Regions from separate parts of the Homo sapiens genome. Here region 2 is linked to region 1. Evidence: chromatin contacts called from ENCODE Hi-C or POLR2A ChIA-PET data. All regions are on one chromosome and are shown on one strand. The core of a region is the stretch at or near the end of the contact, and the rest is flanking DNA. Distances in the headings are between cores, read along the strand shown. Region 1 overlaps APCDD1L (APC down-regulated 1 like). Region 2 overlaps STX16 (syntaxin 16).

The links. Hi-C counts contacts between places; a loop is a spot of excess contacts on that map. ChIA-PET counts read pairs that join two places held with the same protein, here RNA polymerase II (POLR2A). Pooled maps may share reads with other maps.
Region 2: a pooled map shows a loop between it and region 1 (3-fold over the local background). The contact joins two enhancer-like sites. A Hi-C loop is called at or near these places in 13 of 168 maps with a recorded cell type or tissue (A673, HCT116, IMR-90 and 10 more), 2 of 37 single-sample maps with no recorded cell type and 20 of 50 pooled maps. POLR2A ChIA-PET finds 5 or more read pairs at or near these places in 14 of 52 experiments (A549, CD4-positive, alpha-beta memory T cell, Caco-2 and 9 more).

The regions. Positions count from the first base shown.
Region 1 is chr20:58,479,291-58,484,297 of GRCh38, reverse strand. The region is part of intron 1 of APCDD1L (APC down-regulated 1 like); the gene reads left to right. Among named protein-coding and RNA genes, the nearest start is that of APCDD1L-DT, 34 kb to the left of the region's middle. Within about 2 kb of position 2,842, at least 3 of the 41 ENCODE cell types and tissues checked have a DNase peak (open chromatin) inside an H3K27ac peak, as active enhancers do.
Region 2 is chr20:58,666,577-58,671,583 of GRCh38, reverse strand. It overlaps STX16 (syntaxin 16), which reads right to left. Exons shown (of 9, transcript NM_001001433.3): 3 at 3,987-4,094; 4 at 3,457-3,597; 5 at 2,131-2,293; 6 at 981-1,072; 7 at 287-430. It overlaps STX16-NPEPL1 (STX16-NPEPL1 readthrough (NMD candidate)), which reads right to left. Exons shown (of 23, transcript NR_037945.1): 3 at 3,987-4,094; 4 at 3,457-3,597; 5 at 2,131-2,293; 6 at 981-1,072; 7 at 287-430. Among named protein-coding and RNA genes, the nearest start is that of STX16, 18 kb to the right of the region's middle. RefSeq lists enhancers at 284-939, 940-1,597, 1,598-2,253 and a silencer at 1,630-1,769. Within about 2 kb of position 2,208, at least 2 of the 41 ENCODE cell types and tissues checked have a DNase peak (open chromatin) inside an H3K27ac peak, as active enhancers do.

The sequences.
Region 1 (5,007 bases), core at 1,593-4,092:
TCTGGGTTAGGTGACTGTGGACGCGCTTTTAAATCATCTTTGTGCTTTTCTCATTTTCTGATTTATTCTTTTTTTGCCCTATGTATGGCATAAAAGAACTTACATAAAAATAATAATTAAACCATTAAGCACAATCTATCTCACACATCTCCCTGGTTTTGACCCTCTTCTCTGTCCATACCCAAATTGCCACACTCATCCATGCAATATTAGGGACACACAGATGCTAAAATGTTTTTTGTTGTGTGTATGGAAATCAGATTTAACTGGGCATCCTGCATTTTATCTGCAACCCTACTTATCAAACAACTTGCTCCCCATTCTGACTGTGCCCCCTCCCCTGGCCTCTGCCTCAGCCTTCTCCCTAGAGCCACTTCCCTGGGGACTCTGCCTCTCCAGAGGCCGGCTTCTCCAGCCCATTATCATCCATGTTCCAGGCTGAGGAGCTGCACCCCACTTCACCTTACAAGGTGGCCTCCCCATCTTTGGCCCCAGCCTCACCTCCTCGCTCATGAATTGAATTGGTACCCACAGGCCCTCTCAAGTCCCTCCTTCCCCAGCCCTCAAATGTGCACGACATCATCCTTAACACAAGCCAGCGGGGGCCGTAGAGCCTGGGCCTCCAACCACCTGTCACCAGGTGCCATTCCGGCCATTTGGCCACATCTGATTATTACTGTTCTGTAACTGAGTCAACATTTCTCTCCACATCAACTAGCTCATTCTCACTTAACTTATTTTTTAAAATAATCTATCCCTCTGTGCCTTAGCCTCATCCTAACAGCAACCCAGGATTGACGTGTCAGTTATTGAATTGAGTCAAAATAGACATGAAATTAATCCAGTGTAAAATGTCCACCATGGACCCCTGGAATGGTGGGCAGTGCCACCCAGGAGGCACAGCCAGCGTAGAAAACACTGCTTTTCAAAGCATACACCTGATCTCACCCCCTGCAAGCTCCCTGCCCACCTCCTGGAGAACATTCCAGCCCCAAGAAGCAGCAGCAAGGCCTCCCTCCGCACCAGCCGCTCTGTGCTTCTCTAGCTCTCCCCATGACAACCCTCCCCACGGCGCCACCATCACACATGGACTAATTACATCCTCCTCCATCTCTCTCTGCTAGTTCACACCTCCCTGCTACCTTTACAGCTCCTGCCTGGAGTGCCCATTACAGCTCTCTCCATCTGTCAAGCAGCTTCTTGTCCTGCAAGACCTCAAGGCACACATAGGCAGTGGGGCCCCTCTGGAGGCCCCTCTTCTCTTTCAGTTCCCTTTGGTAAACTGGACCAGTACTGGGCAGAATAATTGGCTTGGAATGTCAGACCCTGAGCCCTTGTAGATGCCTCTCTGCTCTGCAACCCCATGGCCAAGCACACAGTAGGTGCTCAATAAATGTCGAGCCAAGATCAGGGGCTGTAAGTGCAGATGGAAGGAGGCTAGGGGTTTACAGTTACCGGACCCGGTTTTGAATTTGGGCCTCTCCACCTGTGGGTTGTGTGACAGAAGCAAGATACTGTCAGGCTTTCCCTTCTGAGCCTCCGTTTTGGGGTCTGTAAGATGGAGGCAGTCATCACCCCTATCTGGAAGGTTTGTGATAAGGGTCGAGCAGATCCATGAATGTGGGCTTCGAAGACTCCAGAGCTTTACCAAAAACGTGCATCTTGTTATCGTGGTGGTAACCATGATACTCTGATGACTCACCCGCTGTGGTCATCCAATTAGCACCGCTTTGTCCCCTTCCTGAGCTACGTGCGCTCTTCCGAGGGTAAGAACCCAGCTGGGCCAGGGTCATGAGGGAAGGTGAGAATTACAAGCCTGTTTATTTAACATTTAGGAAGCCAACACATTTTCCTGTACCTTGTCTGCAACACTTAAGCCAATATTTGCGTCTTTGGGATTCTATTTATATGGTAATTTAAAAATAGGGTTCAGACTTATAGCCGGTCTTTCTCCTGAAACTCCGAAAGCACATTAATTTTCTACACGGTAAAATAGTGCAATAATTAAATATTACCATCTATCTTAAAATCTGGTAACTCCTAGCAAAATGGGTTTTCCGAAACATGATGTAGGTTTTCCCACAAAATTGCACTCTAGGGAAATATCTTATTTTGAATGTATGAAAGAGACCACGAACTTAATCTCAATACAATGTAAGAAAAATTGATTTGTTAAATTGTAATAATTTTCTTGCATTTAAAATCTCAGTGCTTCCCGTCGCAGCTGACCCAAAGGCCCCCGTATATGTGTCTTTGGGGAGAGGCCCATGGAGCCGAGATGTCTTGTTTCATTGTTTATGAAGCTTCCCACATGCCCTTTTATGTGGTTCCAACTGGAGCTTTTGTTGTGTTGTTGCAAACTTCTCTGAAAGAGGCGAGGCTTGGTGACCCTTCACCCTTTGCCTTCAGTCTCTAAATACGTTCTCTGCGCGAGTGGAAAGGAAGATCTCCCACGTGGAAGAAAGTTTGGGCACCAGAGCTGGCCTTGGTGGGCTCCTTCTTCCGCAAGGACTGGGTGGAACGAGGGAGGCTGGGTGACCCTCAGCTGGAGGCCGAAGCTGGAGCCGGCGGGGTGAGGGTTCGCCACTGGCTCCCAATCGCCCCAACCAAAGCTCAAGAGGGCCCCCTTGTGGAAGCTCCCAAGAACAGCTCGGTGAGTGGTGTGCCTCCCCCGACGCTGGGGTTCCTCCCAGTCACCCCCGACATCTTTGGGCAGGTCTCAGATCCAAGGGTACTCAATGGAAACCACCATCCTCCATCCCTCTCTCCTCAAAACCTAAATATTTCTGCGGCCCGACAAGATTCTTGGCCCCTCTGGGGAAGATCTGGTGGAGAACCAGTTGCCAAGGCCATGAAGAGTTCAGCCGCTCAAGGGGGCATCCCAGGAGTCCCTCTCAGGCACCCTTTCTGGGTTCTGAGGGGTCTTCGCCATGATGTATACGAACACCTTCGTTCTTATTGAATGTGTCAAAACCTTGTGATTATCTTGCCGAAGTCCTGTTCTATAGAACAATAAAAGCTTCAGCCTTCTGCCAAGAGAGCTAATAAAAGTTCAGTCCAACGGGAGACTCCCAGATACACATTCTGTTTGGAAAACACTGACTCCTAACTACACCGCTTAGGGCAGGCAACAGGACATTCAGTGAGATCTGGGCACATTCAGAACCCCTTCTACGCAGTGATGCTACAAGCTGTCATCATCCCCTCACCGGCTCCTCCAAGCACCAGGTGGGATGTTGGCATCAGTGGACAGCATTGGCCAAGTTTGGTATAAATAATGTCTACAGACCAACGTGCAAGCTGGGAACGCAGGTGCTAAAGTCAAGTTAACGAGGCCTTGTCTCCAAAACACCGGAACATCTGGGTGAAAAGGGAAACGCTTCCATCTGTCACCCTGCTTCCTTGGCTCTTTGGAAGCAGCTGGCCTGTGGCTGGGATGTTCCAGTTTCCAACTGGGTGGGAGCTCCAGCCAGAGCAAGAATAATTAGCATTATCATGAGGCCAAGGGAGAGTTTTCATGTGCACAGTTTTCGTTCTGGAACATTCCTAAACAAACAAACAGAAAAACCTAGCTTATGAGCCAGGCTTGGTGGGCCAGAACTCGTCTCCCCAGGCCCCCATTCCTTTCCCATTCTGTGAACTGTGCACTTCCTTTCCCTCAGCAGGAGTGGCTAAGCAGAGGCCTCGGGGAGTTATCCTCAGTGGCCAGCCGCTTCCTCATACGCAGCGTTTTCCATTGTGGCTTAAGCACATGTCACACAAACATGAAGCAGTCACCTTCTCCAGGTGGTACCAAGCAAGGCCCACCTTTGTCCTCCATCCCGTGGTCCAGACTGACCTGAGACTTTTCATGGAGAACTGGGGGGCCAGTAGCTAACCAAACCCTGTCCCTTTGATCACCTGTCAACCCGCAGCTTCTTAATCCAAAGGCCCTTCTGCTTCTCACATCCTCAGACCTGCTCTGCCAGGTACCCCTTGACTGACTTTCTCGGGCAGCCTTCAACTCTCTGAGTGCACTGAGCAGAGGAGGGCACATTCCACAGGGCTGGGATGCTGAAGGCTGCGGCGGGTGGAGGGTGCTTTGTTTAGAGCATATAATTTCTGTGTTTCCCAAGGTAGCAAAGTCCAACCCATTCCCCAACTTGCCTGCCAGCCCTGAACACGAAGATTCTCGGATTAGGTGGATGAGGAGATTCCATTATAGCCAAATGAGAGACATGTGAGGTATCTGAGGACCAGCCATTCACACCAGAGGTTGGAGGTGGGCTTCTTAGAATGCAAAGTGTGTCTTCATATTTCTGTGTTTGTTGATGCAGCATCCAGTCATAGCATCCAATCTGCAGCCTTCTGGGGGTGTTCTGGTGCAAACCCTGCATGCCTTTTGTGCAGTGACTTCATTGGAAAGTACATCTTTGGCTGCAGCAGTGCTGGAATGGCTCCATTTCCACAGCCGGTCTCTGAAGCTTAATGGCCACGCAGCCAGGGCCACCATCGCAGCCAGCATATCTCCTCCATTTGTAAAAGGCAGCCTCCTCTAATCAAGAGAGGTTATTTTTTGGGTAGGGAGCCATTGCTGAAATTTTTATTTAAAATATGTGTAAGCTTCCTCCAAGTCCAAACTTTCTAGGTGAATTACCTCAAGCTGACGGTTTTGAAATAAACTAGAGGGTTTCAGATATTTTAAGAAAAAAAAAAAAAAAAAAAGCAAATCTTAATCCAAACCTCAGTATATAAAACAGAGCAACAGATAGGGACTGTTTGGGCTAAAGCTGGGTCAAAGACTACATCCTACCCACTGGGTTGCCCTATCTGTTTCAAAAATAACCCCAGGGTCTTCAGAAGCCAACTTGAAAACCTCTGATACAGCAAAATGTGACATGCATGCTCCATCCTTGAGCTAGAGCTCTGCTGTCTAATCTGGCCATGTAGTCACAGGGCACCTGAAATGTGACCTGTCTAAATTGAGTTGTGCTGTAAGTATAAAATATACACCAAGTTCTGAAGACT
Region 2 (5,007 bases), core at 959-3,458, 190 kb before region 1:
TGATAATTAGCACCCAGGAGACTTCAGTAAAAAATGTAAACACTGAGGTTTCAACACTAGTCCTATTATTTTAAAATTAATCAAATTTAATATTTGATTAATATTAATATACACACACACACACACACACACACACACACACACACCCACACACACATAAAGGACAGGTGCACACACATGTTGGGAAAATTGGCTCCAATTTTTTTCCCTGAAAGGAGTACAGGAAAAAGAAGGTACAGATAGTATGGCAGGAAAACCTATTCACGAGGAAGGCCAGCTCACGTACCTGTTCTACAATCATCGCCCCTAAGTCCCTGAATATTTCATTCAGGTCAGAAATGGACTGTACAATCTGGCGAATCTCTCGTTCCCGCTCTTCCACCATCAGTGTGTTCTGCTCCACCAGAACTAACTGGTCCTCTGTAAAACCCTAGCAAGACAGTGCACAATGTGTTGGATAGATTGTTTTCCCTCTCAGGAAAGCTATGGTATACTTGTTTAGATATAATTTAAAGACAATGAAAATAATTTAAAGAAAATGAATTCTGAAAATATTTCTACAAAGCACAGTAAGCACTCATTTTTCCCTAACAGGAAAGATTCAAATTCCCTAAACCAGCAGGATCTAAAGCTCTGAGGCCATAGCAGGGAAGACAGAAGCCCACGTCTGCCAACTCCACAAGGGCAGATAAACAAAACCCCCGGGATAGCCCTCTGTTTCTCTGGGCTCTTCCTAAGAAGGCAGGGTGTTGACCACTTTCCCAAAGGCTCTGGAAAGCAGATTACAAGGTCTCCCTGTGGCCTTTGGAAAGGAAGAAACAGTACGGCTGTTCTTCCACCTGCTGCAAAACAACCTGATGAATATACAAGTCAACTGTATCAATCCACTGACACTGCACAGAAGATCGAGGTCTAGGAGGTGAAAGATGCAGAATGGGGTGCACAGACACAGCAATCAGCTTTGCAGCCCGTTCACGTACCCGATGGTAAAGAGTGTTATCGTCTCCATCATCCATTAGTGGTACTGATGTGTCGAAAAAATGCTGGGATCTTTCCTCTCGATTCTTCATGCCTATCACAGATAGGAATTCATTTTACTTGAATATGTAAACCATCCTGAGTATTGTTCTACCATTAAAAGGGGGAATTCTAGAGTAAACTCCAACAGTCAAAATTGAGATATTCTTAGCCGCTTTAAAGAAGCCTATCTCCAATGGGGGTGGAGGGAGAGTAAAGGATTACAAACATACAACAATATGCAGGCATTTGGGATTACTCAAGACAAAAGTCACAGTGTAAATGTGCACAATTCACTTGATGCCAAGATAAAAATGACACAACCATCTGAGAATCTCTAAGTGAAGCAGAAATATTTAATCTAACTGCTGTTACAAAACATTTTAAAAAATCAGTATTTCTCTCTAGAAGCATCTCTAGTATGAATTCCATATGGCCCTAATCAAATTTTGGAAATAATAAAATTAAAATACAAATATGCCAGTTGTCAGAGGGAGGGAGAACTAGGTTTTTTGGAGTATGTGGGGACTTTATTGATTGCAAGGGCAATTTTAAAAAACCCAGTTTACAGGGTGATTAGAATGAGAAGAGAGCTGAAATCTGGCTTTGCACTATTTGGGAAGAAAAGGTCTGCTGGGTGAAACCTGTGGTGCCAGCAGAGGAAGTGTTTCAAGGACCCTGGGGAGGTTTTCTCAGGTGCTCTCAAACACTTTGGTTGTTATGCAAATATGTGGCTTTCAGTAATAACAACTGCTTTTTACCTATTGAAGAGCAGCTCTCCCAAACCCCAACATCCAGAAAACAACAGGTTTTTAAAATGTGCTTGGTTGATTTTCAAATTCTTGCAGCTTGACACAAAACAAATTTTGTTTGCTGAGATGCTGAACTATCTTGGTGCCCTCCCCCAGCCTTGGTCGGTACCCCACGCTGTGCCTTCATTCCAAGCCAGGGTTTCACATGGGGAGGAGGCTTCCCTTTACTGTACAAGGTATGAGCATGTTCAAAAGCTAACAATGAAAGGTACTGGACTAAATGAAAAAATAGTGGCAAAAAAGAAAACATAAAGTGCTTTTCTTACTCAAAATCCCTTCACTAGGCCCGGGCAGCACTCACGTTTGAGGTAGCCTGACTGTGCGTGCCGGAAGCTGGTGGAGAGTTCCTGCAGGGCCTGCGCCAGCGAGGCCACCACGTTCCCAAGCAGCCGCCCCTCCTGCTCGGAGCAGGCCCGGGCCCGGCTCGGCAGGGCCTGCACGGCACGCTGGCACCTGTGGAAGAGCTAAGAGAACAAGCCCGAGGCTCAGGGCAAGCCTGGGAGAGAAGCCCCTCTGCTAACACTGCCACATCACAAGCCAGAGTGAGAAGTGAGAGGCTCTGTTCACTCAGTCTGGTTTAGAGAAAGGTGAACAGATAAAAGGAATCTGTGGCTTCATTTATATACACAGAAAGATTTCACTAGATTTCAGCTCCTGCTATGTAGGGCCTGCTGTGTGCCCAGCTGCTCACATATCATCACGTTAGACAGGCTGAGTATCCCTCATCCGAAATGCTTGGGATTGGCAATGTTTAGGATTTCAAATTTCGGGAGATTTTGGAATATTTGCAGAATACCTACTAGTTGAGTACCCCAATCTGAAAATTCGAAATCCAAAATGCTCCAATGAGCATTCCTTTGAGTGTCATATTGGCACTCAAAAGAAAGTTTCAAATTTTGGAGCATTTTGGATTTCAGATTAGGAATGTTCAACCTGTATTATCATATATCATATTATTATTGCATTCCTCTCATTTAATCCCTAACAAGCATCCTATGAGGATGGTACTATGATTATTAGTCCCATTTTACAGATGAGAACACTAGAGTCAGAGGGATTAAATGAGAATCGTGTAACTGTTAAACTGCTAAGAGCCAGGGTTCCAACATTCCAACCCCCCAGGGCTTTTCTCAAAGCACCACACTCCTCTGATAATTAGCACCCAGGAGACTTCAGTAAAAAATGTAAACACTGAGGTTTCAACACTAGTCCTATTATTTTAAAATTAATCAAATTTAATATTTATAAAAAATTTTTTCTAGGATACTAAGTTGTTTTTTCAATTATGAGGACTATAATTTAGCATTGAAATTTCTTAACACTAGTATACGATATTAGTTATACATTTTAAAATCAAATGATTGAACTCGATAATGTTTGAAATTTCATATTTACTTAATCCGTCCACAGCAGTTATCTGCCAACAATTGAAAAACAGTCCCCATACCTCCAAGGCCTCACAGGTACCTACGCTGACAGCTGGAGGACTTCAGGGCCTCTTGAGGTCCCTCTGAGAACTTCAGGTTGGGAAATGACTCCAGGAGACTGATTCTGAGTAACACTCTAGTTTCTGAGATTGCCATGAGAAGGCTCGCTGGTTTCCCCAGGACTCACTTGCACTCCTCACCTGAGTGATCTCTTGGGTAGTTATCTCAATGGCATGTTCCTCTTCGCTGCTGTCATCCAGGGTGGGTCTGTTTAAATGCTTGTCATGAAGGCTGGCCAATTCTTTCATCTTCTGCTTAATCCGGCCAACATCATACTGAATCTAAGCAAATGAAGTCACAGAACTCCACTGATGCCAGGCAGGCTATGGTCTGCCTCCATCAGCTACACTCAGCATACAGAATTCGGTCTTCAGCAAACTTGTTGGCTTGCTGATGTGTGAGCAGCTTTTAATTCAAATTACCAGAAAATCACATTCTTCCTTGTTGCATGGGGTTTCAATTTCTTCCTATAATTCAGGTAGTTACTACCAATGTTAAAACTACAGCTAAAATCATTAACACACACATAGACAACTTAACCTAAAGCTAAAGTATTTCTAGAAATATACATTCAAGTGTAGCCAAATTCGTTTATATGACAGATATCTTAAAATACATTGTCATAATTACTTAAAAAAACAAGATGCTATGAAACTAACATGGAACTTACTTCATCCACTCCATCCACCCACTTAGGAGGTGGCCGTTTTGTCACACCAATCGCTGCTTCTGGATCTAAGCTGATGCCTGACACCAGTGCCATACGGTCATCAGCAAGCTACAGGAAAGTAAAGGGACATGAAAAAAATTATTCTAATCCAATTTAGATACAAATACTCTTACTCTCTCTTAAATGTTACTCCCTGAAAAGATACAGAAAGGAGTGAATGTTTACTCTCTCTTAAATGTTGCTCCCTGAAAATATATAGAAAGGAGTGAATGCACTTGCCTGTATTATAAACTTGCTTTTGATAACTGCTAGGATTTGGATTGTTTTCCTATCTTTTCATGCACCAGCTCTTAATTTCCTTGGACATACTTCAGAACGTAAATTTGACTTGATCTGGCTATAGAAATGTAATGAAAAAGTCAACAAAAGATCCTTAAAATAAAGACCTCTTACTACTAGTACTGTGATAGAACGGCATGAACCTCAATGATTCTTGTGATCAGTTGCAAGTGAAAAAAAAAACTAGGCAGTAAATGAAACAACTACAAAATGCTCAATAGTAGCAAGGTTTACTTAAATACACTTAGCTTATTTTGGAAATAGGGCTGATCCAGTTATCTCAGTCACACAATCATTAACCATGTGTTAAGATGTGTGAAACAACTGCCTAAAACCGCTAGCAAATTATCTACCATTTGGCAAAAGCAATCCTTAAGATCTCAATGCAATCTTACACTGTCATTTCTTTTCTTCAGTTAAATGTCCACAGGGAACATTTCCCCTTATTTTGAAATGGTATCGATGGTTCCTGTTTATTTTAACTATATAACACACTGCGGTAGAAAGCTTTTAAGAATGGGAGGGAAATCGGCTGGGCGCGGTGGCTCACGCCTGTAATCCCAGAACTTTGGGAGGCCAAGGCGGGCAGATCATCTGAGGTCAGGAGTTCGAGAGTAGCCTGGCCAAAATGGTGAAAACCGTTCTCTACTAAAAATACAAAAATTAACTGGGCATGGTGGCT